3 separate regions of the Homo sapiens genome follow, and regions 2 and 3 are each linked to region 1. A link is a contact called in ENCODE Hi-C or POLR2A ChIA-PET data. All regions are on one chromosome and are shown on one strand. Each heading gives the region's core, a stretch centred on a gene start or an enhancer-like site at or near the end of the contact. The rest is flanking DNA. Distances are from core to core; before and after follow the strand shown.

Evidence for each region. A loop is a pair of places that touch in the nucleus more often than their neighbours do. ChIA-PET counts read pairs that join two places held with the same protein, here RNA polymerase II (POLR2A). Pooled maps may share reads with other maps.
Region 2: a loop to region 1 is called in a map of mesothelial cell of epicardium, with 31 times the contacts of the local background. The contact joins the enhancer-like site here to the promoter of ANLN in region 1. A Hi-C loop is called at or near these places in 2 of 168 maps with a recorded cell type or tissue (HepG2 and mesothelial cell of epicardium). POLR2A ChIA-PET finds 5 or more read pairs at or near these places in 2 of 52 experiments (HepG2 and activated naive CD8-positive, alpha-beta T cell).
Region 3: a pooled map shows a loop between it and region 1 (8-fold over the local background). The contact joins the enhancer-like site here to the promoter of ANLN in region 1. A Hi-C loop is called at or near these places in 3 of 37 single-sample maps with no recorded cell type and 3 of 50 pooled maps. POLR2A ChIA-PET finds 5 or more read pairs at or near these places in 1 of 52 experiments (GM12878).

Annotation. Positions count from the first base shown.
Region 1 is chr7:36,387,796-36,392,195 of GRCh38, reverse strand. It overlaps ANLN (anillin, actin binding protein), which reads right to left and starts at 2,334. Exons shown (of 24, transcript NM_018685.5): 1 at 2,152-2,334. The coding sequence starts at 2,169. It also overlaps a transcript of MATCAP2 not described here. RefSeq lists enhancers at 1,508-2,098, 2,099-2,689 and a silencer at 2,280-2,689.
Region 2 is chr7:36,967,219-36,971,618 of GRCh38, reverse strand. The region is part of intron 16 of ELMO1 (engulfment and cell motility 1); the gene reads left to right. Among named protein-coding and RNA genes, the nearest start is that of ELMO1-AS1, 28 kb to the left of the region's middle. Within about 2 kb of position 2,063, at least 2 of the 41 ENCODE cell types and tissues checked have a DNase peak (open chromatin) inside an H3K27ac peak, as active enhancers do.
Region 3 is chr7:36,941,279-36,945,678 of GRCh38, reverse strand. All of the region lies in intron 16 of ELMO1 (engulfment and cell motility 1), which reads left to right. Among named protein-coding and RNA genes, the nearest start is that of MIR1200, 24 kb to the right of the region's middle. RefSeq lists an enhancer at 2,579-2,648. Within about 2 kb of position 1,903, at least 3 of the 41 ENCODE cell types and tissues checked have a DNase peak (open chromatin) inside an H3K27ac peak, as active enhancers do; they include GM12878, where a contact is called at or near this core.

The DNA.
Region 1 (4,400 bases), core at 1,085-3,584:
TAAAAGGATCTAAAGCGTCTACAATAAAATATGCTTCTGTGAAGTATTTTAATTATAGCTTTTTCTCTTTTAAGGTTTTTATAAAGAAAGTTCTGGATTGGTACACTTCACTCTGGGTTTCTTTGTAGTATTCTTGTACTGGGATGACTATCACCTGTGAGTAGAGCTTCAAACTCTTGACGTTATGAGTAGTGAGTTTATGGTTTTGTCACCTGGGCGACACTGCGAGACTCCGTCTTAAAAAAAAAAAGAGTGCCAGAACAGTATCAGCGACCACAGGGAGGAAGACCAATGCAGAACAGTCTTGTTTGAGGAAAAGAGAGTTTACCATGATTGTAACCTTTCTCAACTGGAGTTACCAAAATAATTAAGCCCTAATACGCTGGCGTTAATATGATAGACTTATTTCCTATGTTTGTAGGGTGGCATTGAATTATCCTTGGGAGAATTGAGAAAATAGTCTCTCAATTTTCCTGTGTACCATGGTTCTGAGAGGAAACCCTGGTTGAGAGAGTCATTTTATACTGACTTTCAGTTGATAGACAACTGTACCAGTAGCTCATTTCACTGTGCAAATGTTATGAATGCTATAATTAAGCACCCAAGAGTTGGAATCAATTCAAGTAGTTCATTCATTACCTATTAAGGAAAAGACGTCTAAGCTGTTTTTCCAACTGCAAGTGATCTAACTTTTCATAATATAAACCATACATATTTCTGAGCACATCCTAAAACGATCTAAACAGGTAAAGTTTCTTTCAGTTGAGATTTGTACTACCTTCAGAATGACATTTTTAAGTAAAATGAAGTGCAATTTTCAGCCAACTTAAAAATGCTTTGTTCCTGTCTGTTACTTAGGAAGACACATAGGGCTAATGTTTTAAGGAATCGTATTCTAGTTTAGATAAAATAAATACACGCTTTTCGACCTCAGTGTAAGTGAAAGATACTTGGTGCATGACCAGCCCTATTTTAAGGCTAATACAAAAATAGGCTCTAGATTTTTCTATTAGAACCTTTAAGGAAGGTGAAAAAAATTGATGTATTTGTCCCAAGATGATTAAGAATTTGAAACAGAAAAATAGATTATGTCATGCTTGAATATAAGTAAACTCTAATTGCTGAAATCTGTAATTAATATCTCATACATAACTTATAGAATTATAATTACATCTCCCCGAAAGAATTACCACTCTTCACAGCATTTAAGTTTTTGAATCAGTGTAAACAGTTTTAGGTCCACTTTGCAACACTCAAAAACTAACAGTTTGAAATTTGCACAACAGCCTAAAGAAAGAGGAACTGTCCTGGAATAAAAGAGAGTGGACAACTGGCAACAAAACACTCCTGAATGTGACAACGCACATTCTCCACAAAAGCTAAAACTAGAGAAATCGACACAATAACCATGTAACCCATATGCAATCTCAAAGGAACAAAAGATGAAATAAGTACTGTAATGATATGCCCCAGAAACACCGAAAAGTTTATTTCTTTGCTCTAAAATCGTGAGCTGATAGTTTTGCTCGGTACACTTGCATTGTTTCAATTAAAATGGTCAGTCCCGGGTATGAACTTCTTCGTTAGTTAGCTGAACAATGGGATCTCAAGGAACTACTGGCTTTTTATGAACGAATGCAGTGGTTTCTAGCACCTGCTTATTTTAACGTTTTGCTGTCATTTCATTAGCATCTCCCCTGCGGGCTGCGTGAACTCCGCAAATCACACATCCTACTGCCTTTCCCGGCGGCAGCCGCACTGAGTCACCGGCCCCGGACCCCGCCCTGCAGGGCATTCCAGCTGCTTCCAGCAGGACCCGTTCCGCAGGCCTGCGCCTCACTCTTGCTGCGCCAGGACTGCAGAGGGACATGGTAAAAACGGGGGCTGAAAGACCTCTCGCAACAGCCTTTTAGGACAGACTCAAAGCCTTCCTCCCTGAGTTTTATCTGTAGGACCGAAACAACAAAATCTCAGAGGAACCCACCAACCACAGCAGGCCGCAGCCGCGGCGACCCCGGCCCGCACACACTGCGCACGCGCGCACACACGCGCCCTCCGCCCGGTGGGGGTTCGCCCAGAGGTTGACAGAGGAAGGTGGGTGGGGGCCTAGAGCGGTGGGTCATGGCTGGCTGCACCCGCAAACTCACTCACCTCCGTAAACGGATCCATCGCCCCAGGCGTCGGACTACGAGACGATGGAAACGGTGGTTCAAATTCAGGAAGAGAAAAGTGAGTCTCAGCTCAGTGTGTCTCCTGGAAAAAACCAGGAGTCTGAGGCGGGGGAACTCTCCCACAACCAGCTGTCCTCTCCTCTCGGCTTCCAGTGACGGACTCGGCCTCTGCAGCCGTTCAAATTTGAATTTCAGCGCCGAGCCGCGAGCATGCGCGCTGGGCGGAGCCGGGGCGCCCTCTCCCCGCCCCTGCGCTCGGTCACGTGGCCGCGCCGGGCCGGGTGGTTCCCAGGGGCGGCCCCGCCTCCTTCCCGGCCCCCTCCCAGCCCTCGCCGCGGGGTGGAGGCGGGCAGCGGGGCGCTTCCTGCTCTCCAACGGCGTCGGGTTCCTGGCTCCACCCCCAACAACCACACATTCCCCTCAGCTTTAAGGCGATTGCTTCACACCAACCGCGTTTGGGTGTTCCCGCCTTCCTTCATTCCTAAATAAAGTATTAAGGCCGGGAGTAGTGGCGCATGCTTATAATCCCAGCATTTGGGGAGGCTGAGGCTGGAGGATCGCTTGAGCCCAGGAGGTCATGGCTGCAGTGAGCTGCGATCTCACTACTGCACTCCAGCCTGGGCGGCAGAGTGAGACCCTGCCTCAAAAAAGAAAAAAAAAGGATTAAGAGCCCTTGTGTTGGCAGGACATAATCCCAGCACTGTGGGAGGCCGAGGCGGGCAGATCACGAGGTCAGGAGTTCAAGACCAGCCTTGCCAACATGGTGAAACCCCGTCTCTACTAAAAATACAAAAAAATTAGATAGGCATGGTGGCGCGTGCCTCTAATCCCAGCTACTCGGGAGGCTGAGGCAGGAGAATTGCTTGAACTGGGACCCGGGAGGTGGAGGTTGCAGTGAGCAGAGATCACACCACTGCATTCCAGCCTGGGCTACAGAGCCAGACAAAGAGCCCTTGTGTTTCAGGTGCTGCTAGCCCGTTGGCCTTCAGTAGCTTTGTTTCCTAGGTCACACCCAACTCCTAGTCCCCAAAAGGGGGACTGCAGGCCTGGCCCTCAGAAAAGCCAGTTCCGGTGGGTCCCCGACACTCTAAGCCAATGAAATAAAGCTAAAATTAACAGACTGTGTGAAGCGTTCATGCACAATTTTTTATTTTAAATTCCATCCAACTGTGTACAGTGTTAGAGCGGGAGGAATTCTGACAAGCCCTCTATCTAGTTCAATCCTTCCTTTTACTGCCGAGAGAAGGGACACCCGAAAACGTTAAAGAAACTGGTCCAAAGAAATGAAAACCCTGTTCTCAGCTCATGACCCGTTTTCCACACTAGCTAAGGCTGTGTCTCCTGCTTATTCTTTGTAGAGTACTCCAAATTGTAAGATAGGTTACATAATTTCTGTATCAGATTCATTTCTTCTATAACAAGTCTGTGCAGGTAAAGATGACAGTTCTTGATTTGTTCATCTGAAAAGTTAAGAGTGACTGTCCATGAGCTGAACAAAACAGAACTATTCCTCCCAACTGAGTGGTTTCAATATGTTTAATAATATGTCCATCTTAGCAGTCAATCAACATTACAAAAAGAATTTACTAATATTTTTAATTTGAATTTTTGTATGATAAATTGTACGTGACTGAAATCACGGCAAGAGGTAAGGGAAATATTGCTTGGGGTCAGGGCTCCACCCAGTTAGCCAAATCGGTTAACCCATGGGTTTTTTTTTTTTTTAACCTTTGTGGGGAGTCATGGACTCCTTTGGAAATATGTTAAAACTGACCCTCTACCTAGAAAAATGACCATTTAATCATAAACTATTTAACAGGATTTTGTGAAGTTCATGGACACCAGGACAAGAACTTCTGATTTAGCCTGTTTGTATTTTAGTTTACTTATCTGTGTAACAGGAATAATCATCTGCCCTGATTTCCTCAGAGTTGTTAGGAGGGGCAGATGAAAAATGGAGAGACATAATCCAAAAATATTTCATAATAAGTAATAAGACACTGTCCGAGTGTGTAGTATATGGAATTATTAATATTTAACCCAGAATGTGTTACTTATGAACAAAGGAAAAAGATACTTCCATTTTTTTCAAGTGTGACAAGAAAGGTGTGTATGTATTTGGGGCGTGTCTGTGTGTGTATGCGTGTTTTAAACAACGTTGGAAAATGAGTCATTAGAAATTTATGTAGCCGTTGTGCCTTCTGGCTATCACTTCTATGAGCCTTAGTT
Region 2 (4,400 bases), core at 814-3,313, 580 kb before region 1:
TAGATCTCTTGGTAATACTGCTTTTCTGAATCAGTGGAATCTGGATGATCTTTCCTTCCCAGGGAGAGATGGAAGTGTAATGTTTACAACCCTTCAAACCAACAGAAAAAAATGTAACGAATTAAGTCAGCTACTTCCTCCCTTGACTCCTCCTGTTCCCCCATTTAAAATGATTTCTTTTCTTATGTCTTCAAATAACAAGCTCAGTTTGACTTTAAATGACTTAAGTGTATCCTTTGGGATGGTTGTTTAATAGACCTCTTTCAAAGGGAGGCTTCCCTGTATGCCCAGCTGAAACATAATTTTTCTCAATTTAATTTAATTATCACCACCTGCCAAAACTTTCTCTCGCCTCCACAAAGCACCTTGAACAGTTCATGCCTCACCTTGGTGGTAAGGCCTGTTAAGTACTTGTAGATAATTATCCTCTTAATGTTTGGTGAAACTCAGTGTTTCTAGACCTTTCGTTCTTTGCTAAAGAAGACTTCTCCAGGTAGTCCTTTCCAAGCTCCCTTCAAGTTGTAATGATTCATACACACAACTTCACCAGTGAGGCCTCCATACCTGGGTTTCCACAGTTGCAGGGAGAACATCTCCCAAGGGTGGGCCCATCTCCTTGGCAATGGCAGTGAGGATGGTGTGTCATTCTGATGTCCAGCTCTGTCAGGTACCAGGTAGCTGGAATGGCAAGGCTCCTGGCCTCTCCCCTCATGTCTCCCTCATGTGAGCAGCCTTATCCTGTGCGTCGATGTTCTTCTGAATGCCATGTTTTTTCCTAATCCCACTCTGGAGAATCAGGAGTTTCAGACTGAGTGGCCAGCTCTGACATTGCACAACCACATACCTAAGTAACTCAGGTTTTGTGTTTTGTTCTTGCATTGAGGAAAAGAGAAGACAGGAAGCTATTGTGCTCTTATTTCAGAAGAGTGGTAAAAGTGTGGTCATTTTGTCACTTGTCACCAGTATTCAGTGATTCAACAAAACCTTTATCAAGTGTATACTACATGCCTAGTAATGTGCCAGGGACATGGAAGGAATTCAAAAAGAATACAATCCAGCTTTTGCTCTCAGGGATCTTAGAAAACAGTGAAAAGCTTATAAGATTGTAAGCAACATTAGCTAGTTAACCACAGAGTGGGAAGCCTCCAGTGGACTAAGTTGCAGTCCACTGTTTTGTGGCTACCACATTTAGAAAAAGCACACTCCACACTGGCATGGTTTTCCCAACCAGGTTATCATGTCTGCTGCTCAGCTGCATCTGGATAAATTGTGTAATATGATTTTATTGTATAGAATGCCGTGCATGTGTGTGTATTGGACAGAGGAAGATTACCAAGAAATAATTCATGGAACAAAGAAGGTATTAGGACAGCATTCAGCATATGATCCTTGGTGTGCGTGTGTGTGTGTGTGTGTGTGTGTGTGTGTGTGTGTGTGTTAAGTGTATGAATGTATTTGTGTGTGTGTTTGTGTGTGTGTTTACATATATAAGGAGAGCCTGAAAAATGAATACAATGCTATCAAGAGTGGATAATGATGGAGAATGAGACTGGAGAATCCAGAAGAAGAGTTTTATTTTTAGTATAGTATTCTTTAGTACATATTTTTACTATCGGTATAGTTTGACTTTTATAATAATTTTATTTAACCATCAAAGTAAATTCTTGAAAAATAGAAATCTTGTTAAAATATTAATAAAAATAAAACCCCTTACAATAATATGAACAACAGGGAAGCGACTAAAGGGGTTCATAAAGGGAATGTTTTACTCTTGACTTTAATTATTAAAGAAATATGATTTATTTAGAGTTTGTTTTGGAAATATTTAAAGCAGTGATTTTCATCCTTTACTAGATGTAGCCACCTTTTGAGTCTTTTAAAAATTAAGACCCAGCCCCAGGATCATCCCAGACTTTCTAAGCCAGAATTTCAAGTGAGGCTTAAGCAAGTGTGTTTTTAAACAGCACACACACCTCCTACCCCACACCCCCACCACATACTACACACATATACCACCACCAGCAGCTTCCTCAATCAATTCTGATGTGCACCAACTTAAGGCATAAAACTAGGGAAGTGATGCAAGTGGGGGGAAGCAATTGTGGCTGTAAACATACTGAGTTAAACTTCCTGTGAAATGACACAGATCTTAAATTGGGTTGAAAAACAATATACAATATCATGAATATTGAATTCACCACATATCATTATCACCCAAATATGAGAAAAAGCTAGAAATGCAAGAAGAAATGAATAAAAATATAGCTGGACTGACATTCATTACACTATTACTCTAGTATGTTAAAATATAATCTATAGAATACTTCAATAATATAATTAATGTGTCAACTAATAGGTACATATTGAATTGATACCTTTAAATATAGCTGTGATGGCATGTCTTTACATGGTAACTGTATTATGTTAAAATATAATATATAGAATACTTTAATAATATAATTAACATGTCAACTACTAGGTAGGTACATACTGAATTGATACCCTCCACTGAGAGTATGCCTTATTTTTCAGTATCCATGCAACTTTTTCAAAAATGCATCACTTACATGGCTAAAGATCCTCAATAAATTCTCAAAGGCTTTTAAATAACCACTGAACCAAAGAGGAAATCTAAACTACTACTAAAGATTACAAAAATGATGACAGTGAGAACATCACATGCCAAAACTTATGGGATATAGCCAAAGCTGCCCTCAAATAGTATATTTGTAGCCCCAAAATTATTTTTTTTAATTATTTATATAGAAAGAATGAAAACAAGTGAACTCAGGATATAACTCATTTTAGAAAATAACAACAAAAGCACCCAAAGAATACAAAAGGAAAGATAATGCAAGGCAATAAACTAGAAAATAAAAGAAATAATAGAATCAATAAATGAATCTAAGAACTATTTCTGTTAAGGCAATTATTTAATAGAAATAATTGACAATTGACATTGACAATCTATCAAATAAAATGTAGAGAAAATGTAAGAATTAACAAAATTTAATTGAAAATGACATAGAGACATAGAGCTGATTAAAATATTATTAATGAATTTAATGGGTGGCAATATGCCAGTGTGCTTTACAAAGCTCAATTAGTACACCCAGACACGCATGCCTGCACAAACAAAATAACTATGGGCTATCTGTGAATAATATATTTGGGATAAAATATATACATTGCTCATAAAGCAAAGTGTCATACTTTGCCAGTTGAAGTATAGATTAGTACAGTCTTTCTGAAAATGGCAATATATATTAAGAACTTAAAATTTTCTGTGATATTTATCCTTCTATTCCAAGTCAAAGACTTTATCCTAAGAAAATCAGAAGTGCAGAATAAATATTCTTTGATATTTTAAGAGAGACTTTAGGAAGACTCATGTCATTGGAGTGAGCTGATGATATTAATGGTTGTGGGGAGAAATAAAACCAATAGAATGATTTCATCTAGAAAAAAAAGCATGGAATTATAAACTTAAAAATAATTCTGGAAGACTCTGCACCACAATGTTAACACTCATTATTGCAGTGTAAGGATTACAAGTGATTTTTAACTTCTTCCTTTTATTTTTATATTTCTTTCTAATATTACTCAATTGGAAGGTAATATTTCTATAATTAGATAATAAACTTACTAAAACAAAAATTTAATATAAACATAATGGAAGGGTTATAATAACAGGCAAAGCACATACAAAAATCATGCCTGCATAATATATTGAGACTGAGGATGCCACCAAATCCTGATGTTCCCTGGTTAGTTTGTTTACTTTCCATTTCCCTGAAAGGGGCATGAATGAGAGGTGGAGGGAGAAGATATTAGCTAGGTTGCATTCTCTTTCCAAAGCCTGAATTCTTTTTTATTTCGTGTTTCCATCACTGGGTCTTTTATCATTAATCTCTAAGATGTCAGCTGTTCATCACCAGGTGCCTGAATCCCTACCAGAAACTCCTATTGGTGTTACCTATCCAGGGACACGGATTTCTCTTGCTCTTTCCTTTCTCTGTCCTTTCTCTCCCTGAATCTGAGCTGCTTTCTGGAAGTGGTCAGCAGCACCCTCCCTTTGCCAGAAGTGCAAAGTTTGGCCAACACTCCCCCTAGTGGCAATTTAACAGACTCCTGAACTGACCAACCCAAAAGCCAAGGACGAGCACTGATGCCACGCTGGGTTAGCTGGGGCACTTGTTAATTAAAGACATATCACTGGGCCCTACCTCAGGAGTGTGGCCCAGAAATAGGTATTCTTTTTTAACAAGCATCTCAAGCATGGGTTTTTGTCCCATTTGTACCCTTCCTTTGTCATTTTTATGGAATACATAGTGATTGGGATTCAGTTTTTTATAGAAACTTGATTCCAATTTTTAGTACTGAATGTGAAAAAAAACATT
Region 3 (4,400 bases), core at 654-3,153, 550 kb before region 1:
AGCCACAGCAAGTCATCTCACTGGGGAAATTTGCCCGATTTAACCCCATCCAGGGAGCTAAGGGAAACACAGTGAGCCACTATTGGAAAAACAGAGGCATTCTTATTTTTCAACTATGCAACTAAGAGCCCATAACTCTAATAAAGCTGATTGAGGTAATGACATTCTAAATGATCGTTCTAGGGATTCCCGGAAAGCTTCGTGCTAAGTTAAATGCCCGTCACTGAGGCTGGGCTCCGGTTTGGGGTATGCCTGTACCTCCCTCCTTCCCTCCCTAATGTTTATTTTCTGCTCCAACTTCTTTCCTTAGGCTCATTGACTTAGTGCATTTGTATTGTAAGCCCTTTCAAAACCCTTGTGAAAGTAGAAAAGGAAGAAACCATATAAAAGTGAGTCAGAGGATTCTAGAAGGTACCTAAGATAGCAATAGTAACTTAAAAACTTATTTTATATCCTACAAAGGCTTTGAGAAAATGTATGACAATAATGGACCTTGTGCAATTAAACAATCATAATTGAAAATTAGGAAGAAAACAATGTTGAGAACTGGAATAGGAAATCACCTGTGAATAATGAAGTAATGATGGTACCACACCCAGAGCAAACTTGTGGCGTTTTCTTTAGCCTTATCCCCGGAGAGTAGAGCAAAGCTGCCGTGAGTCAGCAGGCGTTGGAAAGGACAGCAAATACACTTGCTATTGCCCTGGGTTCGCAGAGTGAATTCAGGACCCTTTATTCCCACTTCAAGGCAACCAGTCACTGCTAGCATAGGCTCCTTTGCTTTTCTGGTGGGGCAGCCCCTTCTAGCTCTAATTCTACATTAAGAAGGTGTACTAGTGTTTTAGAGCTTTGGGCCTTTTCTCCCAAATCTTGTCTCCATGTATGAGGGCCTATGTTTTCACTAAGGGCTGGGAACACTTCCTAGGCTGGGCTACATCCACTCCATTGTGCTTCCCAATTACTTTCTATACAACTGGCTTCCAGCAGGCAACAAATCAATGTCTGTGAAGTCCCGTTGACTTCAAGGAGCTCCGGTCATCAGAGAAACTGATCTCCTCATTGGGGAAGAGACCAGTGACATGCTTCATGAGTAAAATTACAGCTTGATATTCACCAGTAGAACTTAGCAAGATGCTCAGCAGAGAAAATAATGAATCATCTTTTGCTAAGCCTGTGAGAAGGATAGAAAATATTATACGGGAGGTCCCAGGAGTAGAGTGAAAATCATGTGGGCTTTGAAATCAAGCAGACTTTAGTTTGAATCGTGCACTCCTTCGTGTGAGCTGGTGGACTTTGGTCAAGTTTGAGTCTCTTTGAATCTCAACTTCTCCATTTTAAAAATACAGATGGTGATAATTGGATTCTCAGGATTGTCGTGCCCAAGAAGCAGCCTAGTGTCAGGTGGCAAGCAGGGATTCTGGAGCCACATTGCCAAGTTCAGATTCCTGCTCTGACATTTACTAGCTGAGTCATCTGCAGCAAATTACTTAGCCTTTCTATGTTCATGTCCTTATGTTTAAAATAGGGAAAGTTGCCATGAGGAATAGTTAATCTATGTAACGTTCTAAGATCACTGTGAAGCACATAAGAGCTGCATGTGTTCTTGTGGCAATACCAGGTGGCATTGAGCAGAGATGCCCCACCTGTGGTACTCCCCACCTCCATCTTGCTCTCTTACTCTCCCTGTTCTTTTCTTGATCATTTTTATGTTTCCTGATCATTTTTTAAATGTGAAACCAGCCCTATTGTTGTGATTTTCCTAAAGGATTGTGCAGACCCTGTCTAGTGTATATCCACCCTCAGAGCAGAAGTTAGCATGACTTTCATGGAAAGCCAGGAAGGGAGCTCTCGAGGAAAAAGATGAGTGTTGTTATTCAGAACTGGGGTTAAGGTTTCATTTCCTTTTTGTTATGAAAATATGTTCTGCAATTGAAAACAAAAGTGCAAAGCGTTCTGAAAACTAAAAGTAATATACATGTTTCTTGAGTAAGGAGTGAATGAACTATTTAGAGGCATATAATACACTTCACTTATTCGAAGCATTAAATATTCCAGTTACTCATTCATTCAAACTTTCTTACGTAGCAGTTGTACATGGTTCTATGCCAGATTCTGGGGATAGAAATAGGAACAGGACAGTCCTTATCCCCCAAAACTCCAATCAAATTGTCTATGAATGAAATTGGTGATCAAGCAGTTGAACAAAGAGCCTCTCATGACTGAAGATCTAAAATGCCAACAGAGAGCACAGAGACAAGGAGAGGCCAGTGGCCCTTTTGTTAGGATGAGTGTGGCAGCTTAGCTGAGGCAGAGCTTACAAAAGGTAGGGGAAAGGGAAGACTGGATTTATATAAACACCGTGTTACTCTGAATTTTTTACGCATAAAAGAAAAGGTATTGTTGACAGTCACAGAACTGCATAACCATAGTAGATAAGGGATACTGAACGTACACAGTGGAAGGACTTTAATGAATGTGTCGCCTGCTCATTTGCATGTTCACCCACCTCGACCCGCTGCAGTGGCCAGCGTTGTCCCCAGTGTACAGATGTGGGAACTGGAGCTCAAAGGGAATGAGGCAGTAGCCCTCACCATGAGCACCTCTGAGGTAGGACCCAGGTTCCGCAGGTAGTCTGTGTCACACTGAACTGTCCCACATGCCAGCCTGCCGTGACCATGATCTGAAGGTGGCTGGTCATGGTGATTTTTGCTGCATGAGAATTCTGGAAGCTGTCAGTGGCGTGCTGTCAGGACTGCCTTTTTCCTTCCAGATCCTTGGACATCTTTTCTTCTCTTTCCTGCGAGCATCTTATCAGTTACTGAGAAAGGCCTTTCTGTACTGTGTATTCATTTTCTTGGGAAGTGTTCATTATAAGTGTAGATTTTTTACAGAGCCTAAAAAATTTCCTGGCTAGGGCACTAAATCTAATTAGCATGCAAAGCTGTGTATGATCTCATGTTATCATTCCTTCAAGCCAGAACACAGTGAACCCACCATCAAAGCAAGTGCTTTCTTAAAGGTAAACTATGCCATTTGTCCAGATTTATTCCCTCTCCATGCAAATCTATGGTTTTTATGTGACTAAAGATAATCTGTTGTCTACGCCAAAGAAAACGTCCTCTTCATTTCCCTCCTGAAATCCCCATCCATGTCATAAGCCTCCTCAGAGGGTGGCAGCACCCACCTGTCTCCTGAGACAGAGAAAATGTTGCTTTTAAGCCTCACTACAATTTGAGGGTTGTCACTTGTAATTACTTTATATTTCTATTTTAAGCATTGTTGACATGCTCTGGTAAATCATTTTGTTTTTCTAGATATAGCTGAGGGATCTTAGAAGTAAGTAATGTGCAGCTGCGCTTCCTGATAGAAGAGGAAAGACGTTCTAGATATGGCAGAGAGGGGGATGCCTCCTTAGTGAGTCAGGGTTGGGTGCCTCCCAGTGGCCTTTACTATTCTTTGATCCACATCCGCCAGGTTGTGAAGCAGCTACCTGGAGGTCTGGACTGACAGGGGAGTGCTTTGGACTATTGTACCTTGAAAAAAATTGTCTGTGTATAGCCATTGGTGAAATGATGATTGTATAGTCCATTGGTTTTATGTAAATTACAAATTAATGTTAACCTCTACCTCTAAAACTCTTGCTCCCTGGAAATCATTCAGCACGAAGCTAAGGTGATGCTAGCTTACTAACACGATTTCAAATCCAAGGCACCTGGGGTGGAGTAAGCAGAAAGGCTTAGGAAGCAGAATTCAAGTCCTGCCACTTCCCAGGTGTGTGATCTGAGGCAAATTGATTTACATCTCTGAGCATCAGTTTGCTCATCTGTGAAACCAGAGGAATGAGGCCCCCCTCTCAGGATGTTTTGTAGAGTGAATGCAGTATCTTCCAAATGGAGAAGATGAGTTCAATCCTTTGAAAGTACATGTTTGGCCATTTGCCCAGGACTGGTCACAAGACTGAAGCCATGGAACTTCTTCCTAGAGATCCAAATTATTAGGTTTGGCATTCTATTCTAATGGCCCTTTAGCAATGCCATGTCAAATGCTCAAAGTGACAATTTCTAAAGGGAACTGAGAAATTCATAGGTGTTATGCTAGGAGATAAAAGGCCTCACATGACCAAATGTTTGTGAAATGCTAGGTTTAAGAAGGTGAACAGATTTAACTTGTAGATGTTAATATGTTTGTAGATAAGAGATGGAGTTTCTCAAAACATTACATCATAGAATCCTTTCCTTTATCTCATACTCCCTTTCTTTCTTCTGCCCCACCCAACACATCGTGGAACCTGTGTAACCCAGAGCTTACTCTGAAAAACACTGATCTAAGGAATTCCAAAGTTAGTGTTCTCAGCTCTTGACACCTGTGCTAGCAGAAAGGCACATTGTCGTAGATAATGC